Linked DNA regions of Homo sapiens: region 1 is linked to region 2. Evidence: read pairs that join two places in POLR2A ChIA-PET (ENCODE). Cell type or tissue: HCT116. All regions are shown on one strand. Links, peaks and the distances in the headings refer to the core of each region. The heading gives the core; the rest is flanking DNA.

What was found. ChIA-PET counts read pairs that join two places held together with the same protein. Peaks named below come from ENCODE experiments on the same cell type or tissue, not always from the same donor. Only the 100,000 strongest peaks of a DNase experiment are listed, where the experiment ranks them.
Region 1: POLR2A ChIA-PET joins it to region 2 with 5 read pairs; 3 of 35 experiments call an interaction of 5 or more read pairs at or near these places.

What each region holds. Positions count from the first base shown.
Region 1 is chr1:61,781,417-61,790,458 of GRCh38, reverse strand. It overlaps PATJ (PATJ crumbs cell polarity complex component), which reads right to left. Exons shown (of 44, transcript NM_001350145.3): 8 at 2,487-2,705. Among named protein-coding and RNA genes, the nearest start is that of PATJ-DT, 43 kb to the right of the region's middle. In HCT116, for the core only: no CTCF peak of the experiment used is centred there; no DNase peak of the experiment used is centred there.
Region 2 is chr1:61,831,979-61,841,020 of GRCh38, reverse strand. PATJ (PATJ crumbs cell polarity complex component) reads right to left here. Exons shown (of 44, transcript NM_001350145.3): 17 at 7,236-7,367. Among named protein-coding and RNA genes, the nearest start is that of MIR12132, 9.6 kb to the left of the region's middle. In HCT116, for the core only: no CTCF peak of the experiment used is centred there; a DNase peak (open chromatin) is centred at 3,130; H3K27ac peaks cover 960 bases.

The DNA.
Region 1 (9,042 bases), core at 3,980-6,479, 52 kb after region 2:
CCCTGAATTCTGACCTACAGAACTGTGAACTAACTATGAACTAACAAAGGATATTGTTTTAAACCAGTAAATTTGTTATACAACAATAGAAAGCTAATATAACCACTTAGAAAAAAGGCTGTATTTGTATCTGAAAGAACTATGAACATAAATTTAGAAACAAAACATAAGACTAATTATTGTTCAGTAATATAAAAATATCGACCTAAAACTTATTTTATTTTCTTCTTCTTCTTTTTTTTTTTTTTTTTCTCAGAGACAGGATCATGCTCTGTCACCCAGGTAGGAGTGCAATGGAGCAATCACAGCTTATTGCAACCTCAAACTCCTGGCCTCAAGCAATCCTCCCCCTTCAGCCTCCCAAGTAGCTGGGACTACAGGCGTAAGCTACTGCATCTGGTCCTAAGACTTACTTTCAATACTCATCTTTTAAACATTTCTGTAAAGGAGTAAGGTGTCTAAATACATAATACTTAGCTTTTAATTCAAAACATTAACATGAAAAAGTAAATAATTGATTGGATCAAGTTTCCACTTATCACATATCCACATTTGTCTCTCACTACAAAGTAGAAGGCTCCAGGGAACTAGAGTAATGGAGGAAAAAGAAAATGTAACCACAATTTGGAGAAACTTTTTATTTTTTTGAGACAGAGTCTCACTCTGTCACCGAGGCTGGAGTGTAGTGGAAGGATCTCGGCTCACTGCAACCTCCAACTCCCAGGTTCAAGTGATTCTCCTGTCTCAGCCTCCTGAGTAGCTGGAATTACAAGCGTGTGCCACCAATCCTGGCTAACCTTTGTATTTTTAGTAGAGTCAGGTTTCACCATGTTGGCCAGGCTGGTCTCGAACTCCTGGCCTCATGTGATCCACCCACCTCATCCTCCCAAAGTGCTCGGATTACAGGCATGAGCCACCAAGACCGGCTGGAGAAACTTTTTAAAGGTTCTGATATTTCAAATAGAAAACTTCCACTCATACTGTTCCAAGTAGAGAAAGGCAACAACTTCCCAGAATACACAGAATGACATCTCAGGTGATGATAATCAGTGGCCTTCCACCCTTTTCCACCATAATCATTTCTCTTTCCTTTTGTTTTTGTTTCAGTTTTTTTTTGTCTGTTTTGTTTTATTTTATTTATTTATTTATTTTTTTAATAGAGTCTTGCCCTGTTGGCCAGGCTGGAGTGCAGTGGTGCAATCTCAGCTCACTGCAACCTCTGCCTCCTCGGTTGACATGATTCTCCAGCCTTAGCCTCCCAAGTAGCTGGGACTACAGGTGTGTGCCACATCTGGCTAATTTTTATATTTTTAGTAGAGATTGGGTTTTGCCATCTTGGCCAGGCTGGTCTTGAACTCCTGACCTCAGATGATCCACCCACCTTGGCCTCCCAAAGTGCTGGCATTAGAGGCGTAAGCCACCGCATCTGGCCCATTTCTCTTTTCTTTCCTCTTCCTCCTGGACCCTCCCTTCAAAACCTATTTCTGGTCATCATGGTGGCTCACGCCTGTAATCCTAGCACTTTGGGAGACTGAGGTGGGCGGATCACCTGAGGTTGGGAGTTCGAGACCAGCCTGACCAACATGGAGAAACTCCATCTCTACTAAAAATACAAAATTAGCCAGGCGTGGTGGTGCATGTCTGTAATCCCAGCTACTCAGGAGGCTGAGGCAGGAGAATTGCTTGAATCTGGGAGGCAGAGGTTGCAGTGAGCCAAGATAGTGCCACTGCACTCCAGCCTGGGCAACAAGAGCAAAACTCCATCTCAAAAACAAAACAAAACAAAACAAAACAAACAAACAAACAAAAAACTTATTTCTTTGCTTTTACTTTATTATGTCTTCATTAAAAGCCCATGTTGAGATAATGGGAAGGAGTTTGGAATGGACCAGAAAGATGTGAATTCAAATTCCAGTTTTGCAACTTACTCCCTATAAGGTCTTTAACATGATGTTTGACTTTATTTTCCTCATCTATTAAATGTATAATAAGGCCTATCTGGCAGAATTACTGTGAAGATTTCAGATGACCTGAGCAATTCCAGGTGCTTGATAATTTAAAATAATAACTATTATTATTACATAATTAAAATAATTAGTATAATAAATATTATTGATATCCATTCCCTTTAACCAGCCTGTGGCTACCAGTGATAATTCTCACACATCGGCCAGTGTTTACAGTTTTCCCTCCACCACCTGGATGTCTCCTCACCAGCCCAATGAAATAGACAAGGCAAGTATTATTATTCTTCAATTTATAAATAAGTCACTGACGCTCAGGGAGGCTGAATGACTTAACCCTGAGAAACAGTGAAACAGAAAACCAACATGTCTAATGTCTCCCAATAAGTTTTTTTTTTCCTGTTTCACTAGTGAGCGCACAACTCACACCAATGTGGTGCTTCAAGTTGAAAGAATTTCTTATCTTACAGTGTGTCACACCCAGGCTTTGGTTTAAGATGAAAGAATGATATGTATACTCACAGAACCAGGGCCCTTGCTGGCTACAGTAGGCAGGGCAACAGGTAAGGCTGCAGGGGCAGGGGGGGTGACTGAAATGTCACCAGCTGGATCTCTAGCAACGAGCATCCTGACTGAATTCCCACAGTTCCTTAGAACTTGTGCAACTTGCTCACTGGTCATTCCCTGCACGTTTGTGCCACCAATCTTCAAGATGTGGTCCCCTGTCTGGAGTCTTCCATCCTTCAAGAAAAAGACAAAATTATTTTGAGAAATAAATGCTGTAACTTCACTGGTTAATAACAATTCATCAGACTTTCAGCTCTGGCAAAATGGCTGACAAAGAAGCCACCTAAAATGCTGAATAAAATGGAATACTGTTAATAACTGGTTGAAATGGCAAGAGTAAAGGAATTTCATGTAGAACACAAAGGAATGGCTCAAAATGAGAAAAGTAATCAGTATTCTAAAAAAGGCCTTTGTTGAGGGTATAAGCTCATGCCTAATGGCCTAGAGTTGGGTGTTAATGGTCACGTGTGCAAGGAAGAGGACAGAAAGGCCAGGGCCTCAAGAAGGAAAGGTCAGAACAGAAGCCTCCAGCATAAAACTGGGAACTTCACAACCAACATCCTCAGTGACATGTTTGAGGAATAGAAAGATGCCAGTGCGGCTACAAGAAAATGAGGAAAAAGAAGAGTAGTCTAAGAGATGGGAGAGTTAATGGAGTCAGACAGTATAGGGCATCTTCTTTTCATGATTGGGAAGAGAAGGCATCGAGCAGAGTTTTGAAACAGAGGAGTGACATTACCTGACTGACTTTAACAACATAATTCAAGCTTCTGTGCTTAAAATAAACTACAGAAGAGGAAACAATAGAAGCAAAGATACAAGTTGGGAGGCCTTAGCAATAATCCACAATAGCTTGGGTGTGTTTCACAGTTGGGGTGTTCAGAAGTGAGATTCTAGATAGATAGACAGATAGATAGATAGTTTTTTGTTTTGTTTTGTTTTGAGTCAGAATCTCACTCTGTTGCCCAGGCTGGAGTGCAATGGCATGATCTCAGCTCACTGCAACCTCCGCCTCCCAGGTTCAAGCAATTCTCCTGCCTCAGCCTCCTGAGCAGCTGGGATTACAGGCGCGCACCACCACGCTCGGCTAATTTTTGTATTTTTAGTAGAGATGGGGTTTCACCATGTCAGGCTGATCTCAAACTCCTGACCTCTTGATCCACCCGCCTCAGCCTCTCAAAGTGCTGGGATTACAGGCATAAGCCACTGCGCCCGGCCAAGATATATTTTTAATAAACTGTCAATAGGATCTGCAGATAGCTTCTATATGGGCTGTGAGGGAGGAAAAGGAGTCAAAACTCCAAGTTTTTAGCCTGAGCAACTAGAAAGATAGAGTTGCCATGAACTGAGATGCAGACTACAGAGGTACAGATGGGCGAGGTGGAAATCAGGAGTTCAGTTTCAGAGCTGTTGTCTTAGATACCTATTAGACATTCAAGTAGAAGTAACAGGTATACAGCCAGATACACAAACCTGAAGTTCAGTAGAGAAATCCAGACTATGTATTTAAATTTGGGAGCTGGGGAGAGGTCAAACAAACAAACAACAACAACAACAAAACACCTTGCGGGTCATTAGCACATAGGAGGTATTTATAGTCATGATTCTGCCAGCACAGTGGCTCACACCTGTAATCCCAGCACTTTGGGAGGCCAAGGTGGGTGGATCACTTGAGGCCAGGAGTTCGAGACCAGCCTGGCCAACATGGAGAAACTCCATCTCTACTAAAAATACAAAAATTAGCCAGGTGTGATGGCACATGCCTGTAATCTCAACTACTCGGGAGGCTGAGGCATGCGAATCACTTGAACCTGGGAGGCGGAGGTTGCGGTGAGCAAAGATCACGCCACTGCACTCCAGCTTGGGCGACAGAGCAAGCCTCTACCTCATAAAAATAAAATAAATAAATAAATAAGTCAAGATTCCAGATGAGTTGAAAGAAAAGATACATAATGTTATATTTCTTAAGCTAGGTGGTATGTATTACACACTGGTAATTATTGTTTTGTTTTGTTGAGATAGAGACCCACTCTGTTGCCCAAGTTGGTCTTGCAAATAATTATTGTTTTAATTATCATTTAAAATGTGTACAGATATTATATACATTCTTTTATATGTATGTATATTTCATACACAGAAGGTAAATAATAATTTATCAAAATGAGTATCTGTTCAAAGTGTTCATCATTTCCCTTCTTTGATAAATTTTTGAAACAGCTAATTTTTACAAAATTTTTCCTAAATTTGTTTAGTCAGAAATTCTGAATTCACTTTATTATAGTGTATTAAAGATACCACAATGTTAACACAGCTGGCTTCATTTAAACTTATACATGCAGAGCACCTTACAGGTTCAAAATCACTTTCATGTACCATCTCACTTAGAGAAGGACAACTTTCAAATGAGAAAATTGAGATACAAACAGTTTGACTGACTTGACCAAGGTCACAAAGCTGATAAAAAGGTTGAACCAAAGCTGAATCCAAGTTGCTCACCGAAGACTATTCTCATTTCAGTTATTTGCCTTATACTTCAGTATCTCCAGAGTAACATTACTGTAGCAAGTCAATCTCCTACAAGCAAAGGCTGCTAGTAGATAGTAAATTTATTGCTTTCCTATTCTCCAAGAAACTGCCTATAACTCTCAAAAAGTTTGAATGAAATGAAGATGAAAAATAGATATCCTGCAACATGGAGAGAAAGCTTGAAAAGAGAGCAATGACTACTGGGTTAATCCAGTTCTGAGCTTCAAATTCCTAGTTCCAGGTGGCACCACCGCAAGCTAAAGACGACAATCTGAAGGAAGAAGTTTTTTAAAAAACCCTTAGACTGAAAAGTCTATTCTCCATCCTTCCTTTTCTCCAATTTTACAGGAACCTAAATGAAGGAATGCTTTAGATTGAAATAATACGTACAAAGCTCTGTGCTTTGTTGTAAATGCTGCAGAAGCCACTAGAAGGGACTGGAAGTGTAGAGAAGTGGTGCAGCGGAAATGCAATTTAATTCAGAAACATCTGGAAAGACTTAGAAAACAGAAACAGAGGCAAGGAGGACATTGTTATGAAAAAAAGAATGAAGAATTGCTGGATTTCTACTTTAATAGTGATAATCTGATATTCTGTTTTCATGCATGCAACAGACTTGAAACAACATAAGCAACTACTTAAGAGAAAGTCAGTGGTGCTGATGAAAAATAAGGGTAAAGTTGCCTCTGTAAATCAAACTATTCTTCAACAGAATTATGCACTGATCAAAAAATTAAAAAATATATATGTCTAATAAGTGTTTTCATACTTGGCTTGGCCAAAGAAGGGCATTTTATCATAAAGTATATTTTTAGTCACTTCCTAGGCATTATTTTTCTTCTATTTTATCTCAACTCTTAATTTAAAATGATGTCGATAATTTGCATCTGTCACTGAAAGTCAAACATTTTCTTGCTACAGAAAAGCAGGTGTTCTGAAGAATTCATAAGTACAAAAATAGTCATTAGTCAGATTGATAGAAAGACACCAAAATGACAGCTACCTTGTCTAAGTCCAGCAGCCCCAGTCTGCATTTTATTGATATTTTCTGATCAACATTTTCCGTCCATAACCTGTCTTCTGTGTGAGGAAACTAAAAGGCATAAAGTCCCTTTTGTTCTTTAACAGAAATCATCAATCAATGAAAACCAATAAATAGCTATGCCAAGATTCAAGTACGTAGCGTGCTAATCAAACATTCACATATAAAAGTTTTATTAATCCATAGATTCTTTCAAAAGAGAAAAAAATTATGCATATTGGCAAAGATAGTATGAAAGGCAGAAAAATTAAAACAGCTGAAGCAACAGGGTATCACACACTTACAGTGAATGTACACCTGTAATCCCAGCACTTTGGGAGGCCGAGGTGGGCAGATCACCTGAGGTCAGGAGTTTTTGTTTTTGTTTTTGTTTGAGAGGGAGTCTCACTCTATCACCAAACCAGCCTGGCCAACATGGTGAAACCCCATATCTACTAAAAACACAAAAATTAGCTGGGCATGGTGGTGAGCGCCTGTGATCCCAGCTACATGGGAGGCTGAGGCACAAGACTTGAACCTGGGAGGTGGAGGATGCAGTGAGCCAAAATCATACCACTGCACTCCAGCCTGAGCAACAGAGCAACACCCTGTCTCAGAAAAAAAAAAAAAAAAAAGTAGCAACTCTGGGCTAAAAAAAAACTCACATTACTTTGCATTTTAACTTCTCTGATATGCTGTTGTGGATGATAATTTAAAAAAAAAATTTTAAACCTATAGGAATTCAGACCTGAGCTACAAAAGAAGAAATCAAATTTGTTTCTTCAAAAACTAAAAAATGAATCCAGGTACCATGGCTCATGCCTGTAATCCCAGCACTTTGGGAGGACTGCTTGAAGTCAGGAGTTGGAGGCTGCAGTGAGCTAGGATCGCACCACTGCACTCTAGCCAAAGTGACAGAGCAAGACTCTGTCTCTATTTAAAAAAAAAAAAAAAAAAGAAAAGAAAAGAAAGGAAAAAAAAAGGCACCAAATACTTCCACAACTCAGACAATGAAATCATAACTATGTTTGATTCCAGGCCAGTTTTATTATTGGTCTTCAATCAAAAGGCAACATGCCATTGATAGAAAAGGGTAACTTTACAAAATAAAATACACTGTTTCCCTAAAGGAATTAAAGAAACTATCCTATCCTACTCAAATTCCCAGAGCACTCATTAACTGATTTTTATAGATAAAGAAAATATCTGTTTATATAATCACTCAAAGCAAAATTGCTTGGGACTAACCAACCATTTAGTGACCTCAAGCTGGGCCTTCCTTACTCTACACTGAAAGTCTCTCAAAGTTCACATCCACCCTCAAACCCTTGCTTGGTTCCATTCCTTCCTAGTATTAGGTTACTGGGTAGTCAGTAGACTCATATTATAACTGTTTCATACCAAAATGTCAATCATTTATGACAACCTTTAAATAGGCTGTGTTCTGAAGACAACGAGGTATTCCGGTATACCTGACCGCCCTAGAACTTCGCCAGACCACATGAAAGAGGTTTCTGCACTTCAAGGGTTTTACACTGCCTGTTATCAATGTCACACAAAACAAAACAAAAAGTACCTCCCAAAAAAATGTTTAACTCTTGCCACAACTGATAGAATGTTCTCAAGGTGAGTGTTTCAAGCACTGTGAATTTTGGAGAGGCTCTGAGGCTTACAGGGAGATAGGCCTTTTAGCTACCCTTTTAATATCATAGAATTTCTCTATCCATGGAATTGGCCTGATTATATTAACTGATTGGACATTGTAACTAGATCTCAACAAATGTTTCTTAAAAGATTCCTATAAATCAATTTTTTAAAATAAATAAATGCTATTTTCTACTTCATTTCTTTTACATCATTAGCAGCAGGACACAACAGAAAGACAGGTAAGGGCTTTGGAGTCAGATGCACCCAAGTTCAAATCTTAGCTCTACTTTGGACAAAGTGTATGGCCAAAGGTCAGTTGTTCATCCTCCCTAAGTCTCAGATCCTTCTTAAGCAAAATGAGAATACATTTCTCTCCCAGTGGGTTATAAGCATTTTGGGAACTAAGAGGCATTGTGCTAAGCATGTTACATTGATTAACATTGAATTTTCACACAGCCTCTTATTTAAGGCAAGCAAAATTATCTCCTGCCAAAAAATAAAAAAAAGCATTAATGGCAGGCCTAAGACTACTTTCCTTGGAAAGGCCTTCTCACAAGGTTAGCCCTTGGCTAACACCTGGGAGCTTAGATTCTGTGAGGGTTCTCACCATTCCCTGGTAAAAATGGCTCTAGGTGCCTAAAGTGTAGTCTCTCCTGAACACCTGCATTCTTCTGCAAGTCTAGGACTTCGGTATATGCTACACAGTGTGTGCCTATGTGACCAGCATCCAGTAACAACCCTGTGCAGAGTCTCTGATGGGCTTCCATGGCAGACATTTCAGATGTGTGGTCATAATTCACCACTGGAAGACTTAAGTGTGTCTGTCCTATATGACTCCATGGGGAGCGGACTCGTGGAAGCTTGTGCCTGGTTTCCTCCAGTCTCCACCTCATGCACCTTTTCCATGTTGATTTTGCTTTGTATTCTTTCACTGTAATAAATATAGCTGTGGGTGTAACTGTATGCTGAGTCCTATGAAACCTCCTAGCAAGTCATCAAATCTAGTGGTCTTGGGGACTATTTTAGAAACATAGAATTAAGCCAAGAAGTCAATTGCCCAGGGTGAGAGGTGGATCCAGAATTCAAGCCTTCATCTGTCTGATTCTAAAGCTCACACACTATAATCCTATGCTCTTTCCTTTCAGAGGCTAATTTGGATGTAGGTGTGCTGAGAATTTCTCCAAAGGTAGATAATAGGGAGGGTGTATACCACATCTTGTGCCATAGCCTAGGGCCTGAGGGTGCTGCAGCTTAAGTCATTTCATGAGTTATAGAAAGCATAACATTGACTGGTAATAAGCAACAAATGGGGCCAGG
Region 2 (9,042 bases), core at 2,192-4,691:
TGCTATCACTTAATCTGTCCACATCATAGAAAACCATTAGCAAATTCATGAATTACACACCTGCTTACACTATCTTCCATGAGAATTATCGGAATAAAGAAATAACTCTACATAAGAAAGGATCCATTTTAAGTGGTCTAAATATATTTGAGTCTCACAAACTTAAATGCAAGCTATTTGGTAAATATGTACCAAAATTTAAAAGATACAGTATGCTCTTCTGATGAGTAATTCCACTTCTAGGAATTTATCACCTACCTATTACAAGATTTATTCCCACCTTTTAACAAAAGAGTATCACAAAAATATCCACTAAAGCCTTACTTAAAATGCCCACCAACTGGGTACAGGAGGCTGATGAAATAAATTATTGTACATCAACAATAAAAATACTATGTAGTCATTAAAAAGAGGTAGCTCTATAAGTACCAAAATGAAAGAGCATATAATTTTAAGAAAAAAAATACAGAGCCTTTAAAGTGTGTATGATATAATCCATTTATATGTCAAAGTTTTTTTAAAATTAAATAAGTACTATTACTTATATAACCATGTATATATAAAATGTTTCTGGAAGGATGGACAAGAAAAACCAAGGTTTTTTACCTGGAAGAAGTAAGGGATTATGGTCAGAGGTAGATTTACTTGTCACAGGATATCTTTATACACCTTTGAATTTTTCTGCCATATGTATGTATTACCTATTTTTAAAACATTTTCAATGTGCTCAGAAAGTCATTCTGTTGTGCATAGGGTAAGGAAAAAGACAACTTAAAGACATACATGAAATGTATACAATCCCGTCCTACAACTTTTATAAATCTTTTAAAAAGAGAATTCTAACAGAGTTAATAGGCAGTCAAAACTACACACTAGATTTTTTGCACAAATACTAAGGCATACTATATTCAAGACTCAGTAACACTGCAATATTTTATATTTTGGTTTTATAACCCATTTCCTCTTTTAAGAAAAATTAATAACTGTCAATTTTTATAGGGAGAAATATTTCCACTATTCTTTTTAATGAGTCGCCATTTGACTTTGGTTTCGAGCAAATTTTTAAAGCATTACTAACAGTATTTACATATGAATCACCTCCCAATGGCTATGTTATTATGATTTCTATTTTTATCTCTCTCAGACTTTGAGAGAGATAAAAATAGTGTTTCAAAAATATCAGCTTTGGCAAAAATTGAGTCACTCAAGAGGGGAGAGGAATGAGGAATAGGATGTAGGAGGGAGGAGAATTATTGGTTAATAAATTTTATCTTCTAAATCACTGAAATTCAAAAAGTACCAAGGATGGCAATATCATGGCTAATGTTCAAAAATTAGCTAATGTCAAACATTTCCAGTGAATTATAATCATGAGGGGTTATTCAAAGTTCAACATAAATCAAAACACCAGAAAATATCTACTTGCCATGTTTAATTTATAAGGTCAACTGAAGGTAAAATCCATACAGTTCTAATTTTTTTTCAAGCTTTTTGGTAGAAATTAAAAATTACAGACTCTTGGACTACCTAATCATTGTTTCATTATTGAACATTAACCCACAACAAATTACTTGCACTAGTTTAGGATTCTTAAATTTGCAATGATGGTCTTCTGAAGCAATAAAACTAGCTCTTACACAATGCATATGAGCACACTATATTAATTTTTAATACCTGCTAAACTTTCATATAAGCATGAAAAATGAGAATACTATCTAGTAGCTTAGTTTTTAAGATATGAAATTTTTCACAAGCTGAAAAAACAGAAAGGTCTTCTGTAATAAGTTTACTGTATGGATGCCCTATAATAAAATGCACATGGAAATAGCACTCACAAAGGAAAGAGCAGTATAGTATGATGGTTAAAGGCATAGACCTGGTGGAGGAGTCGGCGGCAGAAGAAAAAGAAAGAAAAAAAAAGACCTGGGGCCCAACTGCTTCAGTTCTACCATATACTACCTGTATGAATTGGACTAATTACTTAAGTTTTCTGTGCCTCAGTTTCTTCACTTCTAAAATGACAACAATAAGAGTATCTCTTTCATATGGTTCATGTGAGGAATACATAGCCTAATACATGTAAAGCAATTAGAACATTACCTGGCACTCAGTAAACATTCAGTAAATGTTACCTAACATTGTTATTAATACTAGTGGGAGTATCAGTAATCTTCCACGGAGACCATAGTCTAAGGAATAAAGACATTACACATAAATACTAGGGAAAGAAGACAGAGATAACTAAGGTATAATATAAAAACCTCACCTACAAACTGGCAAGAAATTACAGTATAAAAACTTATAACCAAGTTTCTGAAGAGTTTTGTTGCTTAGAAACAGAGTACTCAGTCGGCCGGGCGCAGTGGCTCACGCCTGTAATCCCAGCACTTTGGGAGGCCAAGGCAGGTGGATCACGAGGTCAGGAGATCGAGACCATCCTGGCTAACACGGTGAAACCCCGTCTCTACTAAAAATACAAAAAAAAAAAAAAAAAAAAAATTAGCCAGGCGTGGTAGCAGGTGCCTGTAGTCCCAGCTACTCAGGAGGCTGAGGCAGGAGAATGGCGTGAACCCGGGAGGTGGAGCTTGCAGTGAGCTGAGATCGCGCCACTGCACTCCAGCCTGGGCGACTGAGCAAGACTCCATCTCAAAAAAAAAAAAGAAACAGAGTACTCAGTCAAGCCATCATATTCATGCTCTTGACAAATTACACGCATTGTTTGCCATGACACAATCCTATAAGGCATGACAATGGAGATCAGTGAATCTCCTAATACGGCACACATACAGAGTGGGATTTTAACTAGCCACTACATGAAGTGGCTAGGCGTATTTGAGACTAACAAATATTCTACCTCTGTTCAAATAATAGCCAACAAAGCTACTACCACTGTACCCTAAGAGCTAATAAAGAAACTTATAACCTAATCACATTTATTGTCTTCCCTGTTGCTTTCTCTTTTGTCTTTGACCCAATCTAATTTAAAATGTCTTTAATGAAATGAATTTTCACACTTTGTACTTTGGCCATATGACTCAGTTGTAGAACTGTGTATCAGACTCAGCTGATCATTTCACGTATAAAGGCATACCTCTTTTCTCTGCTCAGTTACACAACTTTCATCAATATTCTGAGTCACTGACCGGTCCAGAGAGCTACCCTATTGTTCTATAGACTAATTCAAGCTCCTTTATCTGCTCACTCATCTTTCCCTTTTTTTTTTTTTTTTTTAAGACAGAGTCTCACTCTGTCTCCCAGGCTGGAGTGCAGTGGCGCAATCTCAGCTCACCGTAACCTCCGCCTCCCAGGCTCAAAGGATTCTACTGCCTCAGCCTCCTGAGTAGCTAGGATTACAGGCATGCACCACCACGCCTGGCTAATTTTTGTATTTTTTAGTACAGACAGGGTGTCACCATGTTGGCCAGGCTGGTCTCAAACTTCTGGCCTCAAGCAATCTGCCCACTTTGGCTTCCCAAAGTGCTGGGATTACAGGTGTGAGCCACTGCGCCTGGTCTCTTTTCCTAAAGTTCAGTTCAATTTATATAAAACGCAAACTTCTGGCCAATAATCCACAATTGGGTAATTCACATATGGCTCATCAAGAATTGGCTGCATTTTAGAATACAATTTTAAGATTAAATTTAGACTTCACTAAACAAAGGCATCTACTTATTAATTTTTGTAATCTAACTAGAGAGTTAAAGAATTGATAGAGTACAAACATTATAGTGTGGTGCCATCTTTGAGGACAGTATCAAAAACTTTTGTGTTTATTTTCTAAACTGAATAATTGTTAATATATTTCCATAATAACATAACATTTCCTATTTCCTTACACACTAATTCATTTAAACCACACAATCCTTTGTGCTAGACATTACTATCTCCATTTTATAAATTTGGAGGTACATAAACACCAATGAAATAGATTAATGTAATTTTGTTAGGCTCTTCAAAAAGTTCTTGTTCTAGAGAAAAGGCTGTTCATGAGAAAAGTGGTTAAACTGAAATGAGATATTCCAAAGTAAATTTTCAATCTCTACAATAATGCTAAGTAAGCCCTTTACAACGTAAAAGTTCTCTCCCTCTACCAATACTTTCTCTCTGTAGCTAAATGTTTCTGCAGTACTTTTTGTTCTGAACATGCTAGGCCTGGCAGGGCAAGAATTTGCCTTGGCCCTACTCAGCTACCTAATAAATTCATACAGGACATGCTGAATGCAATAATAGCCAGGGACGTGGCCTTTCATGGCTTTTGCTAAACCCTTTGCCTGGCCTTGCAAAAAATATTCTTGAACTTTAGAATTTATTACCTAATTACAACAAGGGATGGTATAACCGATTAATTAACTTGCCCAAAACCAAATTTGAGTTGTGTTTACCTGTCATCTAAATGTCATGGTAGATAACAGTTCTAGGTACCACTGACAAATGGTGAAAAATGTGCTGTACACATCTGTAAGTACACTTAAGACTGACTTAAGAAAAGCATCCAAGTTAGGATTGAATGTGTTCCCCTCCCCATTCCCCAAGGTTTAGCTGTAGAAGTAAATAAGATGAGCCCTTTAATCTGAATCAAAATGGCCTTTAGGAAATTAAGTAGTTATGTTCTATAAGAAGCACAAAGACAAAAAGAATATCTAATCCTTTGTTGGCAGAAAATTATTTTACATAATTTGTACAGAAACAAATGTCAGTATGTGTGCTGCTGATTGAGAGGTAAATAAGAGGAAAAGGAAAATCCTATAATTCTATAAATTAAAAATAAAATTTCAAGAAACAATAGAAGTTACAATACATACCTACAGGAATGCAATGAAGAACAAAAAATTCTACATTTAGAACTGACTATAGATGTTTTTAAGCGTAAAGCTCAGAAGGGGGTTTTCCTTTTAACTAGGGATTAAATTCTTAAGGACTATCTAGTTTTTCTTTCCATCCTTTACTGAATTTTTTTGAGTTCTGAAACATTTCTCTGACTTAATATGTGCACTATTCAAAATATAAAACTTACAGATAATGTCAGTTAAGAGCATCAGAGCAACCATTATGATATAAATATGTATTATAAGAATGCAAATATATATAGATTCCTACAATAATAGAAATGCAAATGTACCTGAATATCTAAGACCACATCTGAAAGGTATCTTCTAAATTAAATCCCAATTATCAAAATCGATTATTAACAAATTCCCATTAAATCTGTTCATTCAATTCCAGTTAATTTTGGCTAACCTAGGCTGGGCATGGTGGCTCATGCCTCAAATTCCCATTAAATTTGTTCATTCAATTCCAGTTAATTTTGGCTAACCTAGGCTGGGCGTGGTAGCTCATGCCTGCAATCCCAGCACATTAGGAGGCTGAGGCAGGGGAATCACTTGAGGTCAGGGGTTCGAGACTAGCCTGGCCAAAATGGTGAAACCCCATCTCTACGAAAAATAGAAAAGTTAGGAGGGCATGGTGGTGCGTGCCTGTAGTCCCAGCTACTCAAGAGGCTGAGGCACAAGAATCACTTGAACCCAGGAGGCAGAGATTGCAGTGAGCCAAGATCGCACCACTGCACTCCAGCCTGGGCGACAGAGTGAGACTCTGTCTCAAAACAGAAAACAAACAAACAAACAAACAAAAAGGTCAGGCCTATTTTTGGCTAACCTAAACTTTATTAAATCATTCTGCAAATATTTATTAACCACCTAGTGGTTCTAGATAATATAGCTACAATGGGGAAGGAAAAAAAAGAGTCCCTGCCATTTGTTTTATATACTCTAATATTAACCAATATATAAACTTGCAAATGCTTAACTGTGTTCAGATTTCTTGATAAATATATTTTCCAAAATATTTGGAATCAAGAACTTATCATTCAGTAATATTCCAAAGAGAAATTCTAAAAAGGAAGAGGGCTATCTGGCACAGAACTATGCCAGCAAAAATGAAATAGATTTCTTTTTCAGTAAATTTAAATCACACTGCCAAAATACAGAATTTAGACTGAGCACAGTGGCTCATGCCTGTAATCCCAGCACTTTGGAAGGCCAAGGCAGGCTGATCACTTGAGGTCAGGAGTTCGAGACCAGCCTGGCCAACATGGTGAAAACCCATCTCTACTAAAAATACAAAATGTAGCCAGGTGTAGTGGTAGGCGCCTGTAGTCTCAGCTACTCAAGACACTAAGGCAGTAGAATCACTTGAACCAGGGAGATAGAGGTTGCATGCTACTGCACTCCAGCCTGGGAGACAGAACGAGACTCTGTCTCAAAAAAAATAAATAAAATAGAACGTAATATTCTTATACAATGCTCAAACTATTTTAATTTATTCCTGATTGCCTTATTATATTAAAAAAGAATTGATTTTTAAATATCACTTGGCATTTTATGGGCTTTAACAGAGTACATTTTGCTTTACTAAACCACAATGTGTTAAGGCAGCACCAAAGTAGTAAAATATGCATCTTAAAAGTTAAGAGATTTCTTGGCAACAATTTTAATTCCCCCAAATAATCAGCAGTCTGAATATATGACAGTAACTGGTAGAACCGTACAACATAGATGTCTTGTTGTGACCTTTTACATCTCCCTCCCCCAAATGTATTGGTAACTTTACCCTAGTTATAATTGGAGTAGCTATAAATAAATACATAGATATTATGTATTAACATAAATGCAATATATAACTTGACCAAGAACACTTCTATTTATTTAAGCACATTGAAATTAATAGGTAAGCTAAACTATAAACCTTCATGTGAAGGGGAGGGAGAGGAGAGTATGAATTGGGAACGAATGCTAATGTGTATGGGATTTCTTTTTTGGGTGTTGAAGATGTTCTAAAATTAGAGTGTGGTGATGGTTGCACAACTCTGTGAATATACTAAAAACGACTGAACTGTATGCTTAAAATGGGTGAATTTTATGGTATGTGAAAGATATCTGAATAAAGCTGAGGAACAAAAGTCCTCCATATAAACAAGTTCATCAAGATCCTGCTCTAAAAGCACCCATGGATATATAACTATTGCTTCCCTTATTGTCCAGTTCCTATATAATCCATCATTTTATTCACTAAGGGAGCTACTAATTTTAAAGGTAACAATTGAAAGTAGTATAATATCCCATCTTTGGGATTCAGTTTTGCTTAAGTCAATAGGGGTCTTAAACAATTGCTACTTCCCATAACTTTAATACAAACCAATCACTCCAAAGAAAACACCTCTACACAGGTTCTTATACCTGGTAATCCAAAATGCTGAATCCCAAACCTTTACAATCTTTTACTAGTTCAACAATCTTGACTTCAGGGGACCACAGTGCTAATTCCCCATCATCATCTTCTTCAGTATTGACATCCATATTGTGGTCAACCTGAAATACCAAAGAAGATAAATGCTTCAAAACACTATGCTTTCAATTCTGAAAAGAATGCACACATCAAGAATCTCACAGCTTCTTCTCAAACTGAGAATTCTCTTTGGCATGCGTAGTTTTTCTTTTTAATCTTTGTAAAAGGGGCATGCTCTGGGGCACACACACTCCAGGATAAGATCTTATAAAAATTCAAGTGCTTAAAAATTCAGACTGTTCATACAGTTTTTTTTATTAATGTGAAGAATTTATTTCATTCAAAGTATTAACACTGACCTCTTATACTTCAATGAGTTCTGTCATCCCATTAGAAGCATAAAAGGAAAAATATGCAATTTAAGTAAATGAAAACATCATACAAAGTAGAAGCTTATAAGATACGTAAGTAGCAATACCTGGCTTCATAATTACAGAGAGAGACAAAGAAAGAAATATCAACACAGAGATAGGCTGGAGCAGAACAGGGAAACCACTTCTGCTGGCTCCAGGAAGTTTTCAAGAAAAGCTTTACTAGAAAATAAGGTGAGAAAAAAAAAATCCAAGTCTTTGGACATCATTTAAGTCTAAAATGAATAAAAATCACTGAGTTGAAATAATGAAAATCTGATCTTAGAAGAAATAGGTTAGCACAACTGCCCAGTATACAGGTCCTTTGTTACTTTTCTTGATTTTACTCCTGAAAGTCCCTCTATTCTAGACTCCCTGTCTTTTTAGGAAGAAGAGTCATTGCTATGTGGAATTCCAGGAAGTTAAATGAGAGGGTCAATGAATCTACTATGCAGAAGAATGGCTGCTTCAAAAAACCTTCTGTTTTTATACTAATTATAGCATTGTACTATTGTTTTCATCTGATTGACATTCCCCCAAAATACTCTAAACTTCTATCTGAAGCTCAAAAATTATCTTTTACAGCCCAAGCAATGAACAAAATACCTGGCTCCTAAGCTAGAATGGAAACTCTGTGAGGGCTACCACAGAGTTTACCATGGTTATCAGCTCAACTATATAATGCCTGGCTCATAGTAGGCACACAATAAATAGTTGTTCAATACATTAAAAATTACCTATCTTTGAGTGTGTTTCTCTTGAAACTCCTTCTCAATAAAGGTACCAAGTAAATAATTTTTAAAAGTAGACTTTCTAAATCTTTGGGTAACCTCAGTAAATAAAAATGCATCATCTCTACACACATAATTTTGAAACACCAGTATAAGAGAAGCAATTTAATGTAAACAAAAAAGGGAAGGGAAAAACCCTCTATAATTAGGAAAATAGCTAGTTTAAAAAATTTATTTTATTTATTTATGTATTTATTCTCTCCAACATTTATTTTAGGTTCAGGGGGTATGTGTGCAGGTTTGTTATATGGGTAAATTGTGTGTCACAGGAGTCTAATGTACAGATTTTGTCACCCACATAATAAGCATAGTGCCTGACAGGTAGTTTTCTCATCCCCACCCTCCTTCTACCCTCTACCCCCAAGTAGGCCCCAGCGTATATTGTTCTCTTCTTTGTGTCCATGTGTACTCAATGTTTAGCTCCCACTTATGAGTGAGAACATGTGGTATTTGGTTTTCTGTTTCTGTGTTAATTTGCTTAGGATAATGGCCTCTGGCTCCATTCAGGTTGCTGCAAAGGACATGATTTCATTCTTTTTTATGGCTGGATAGTATTC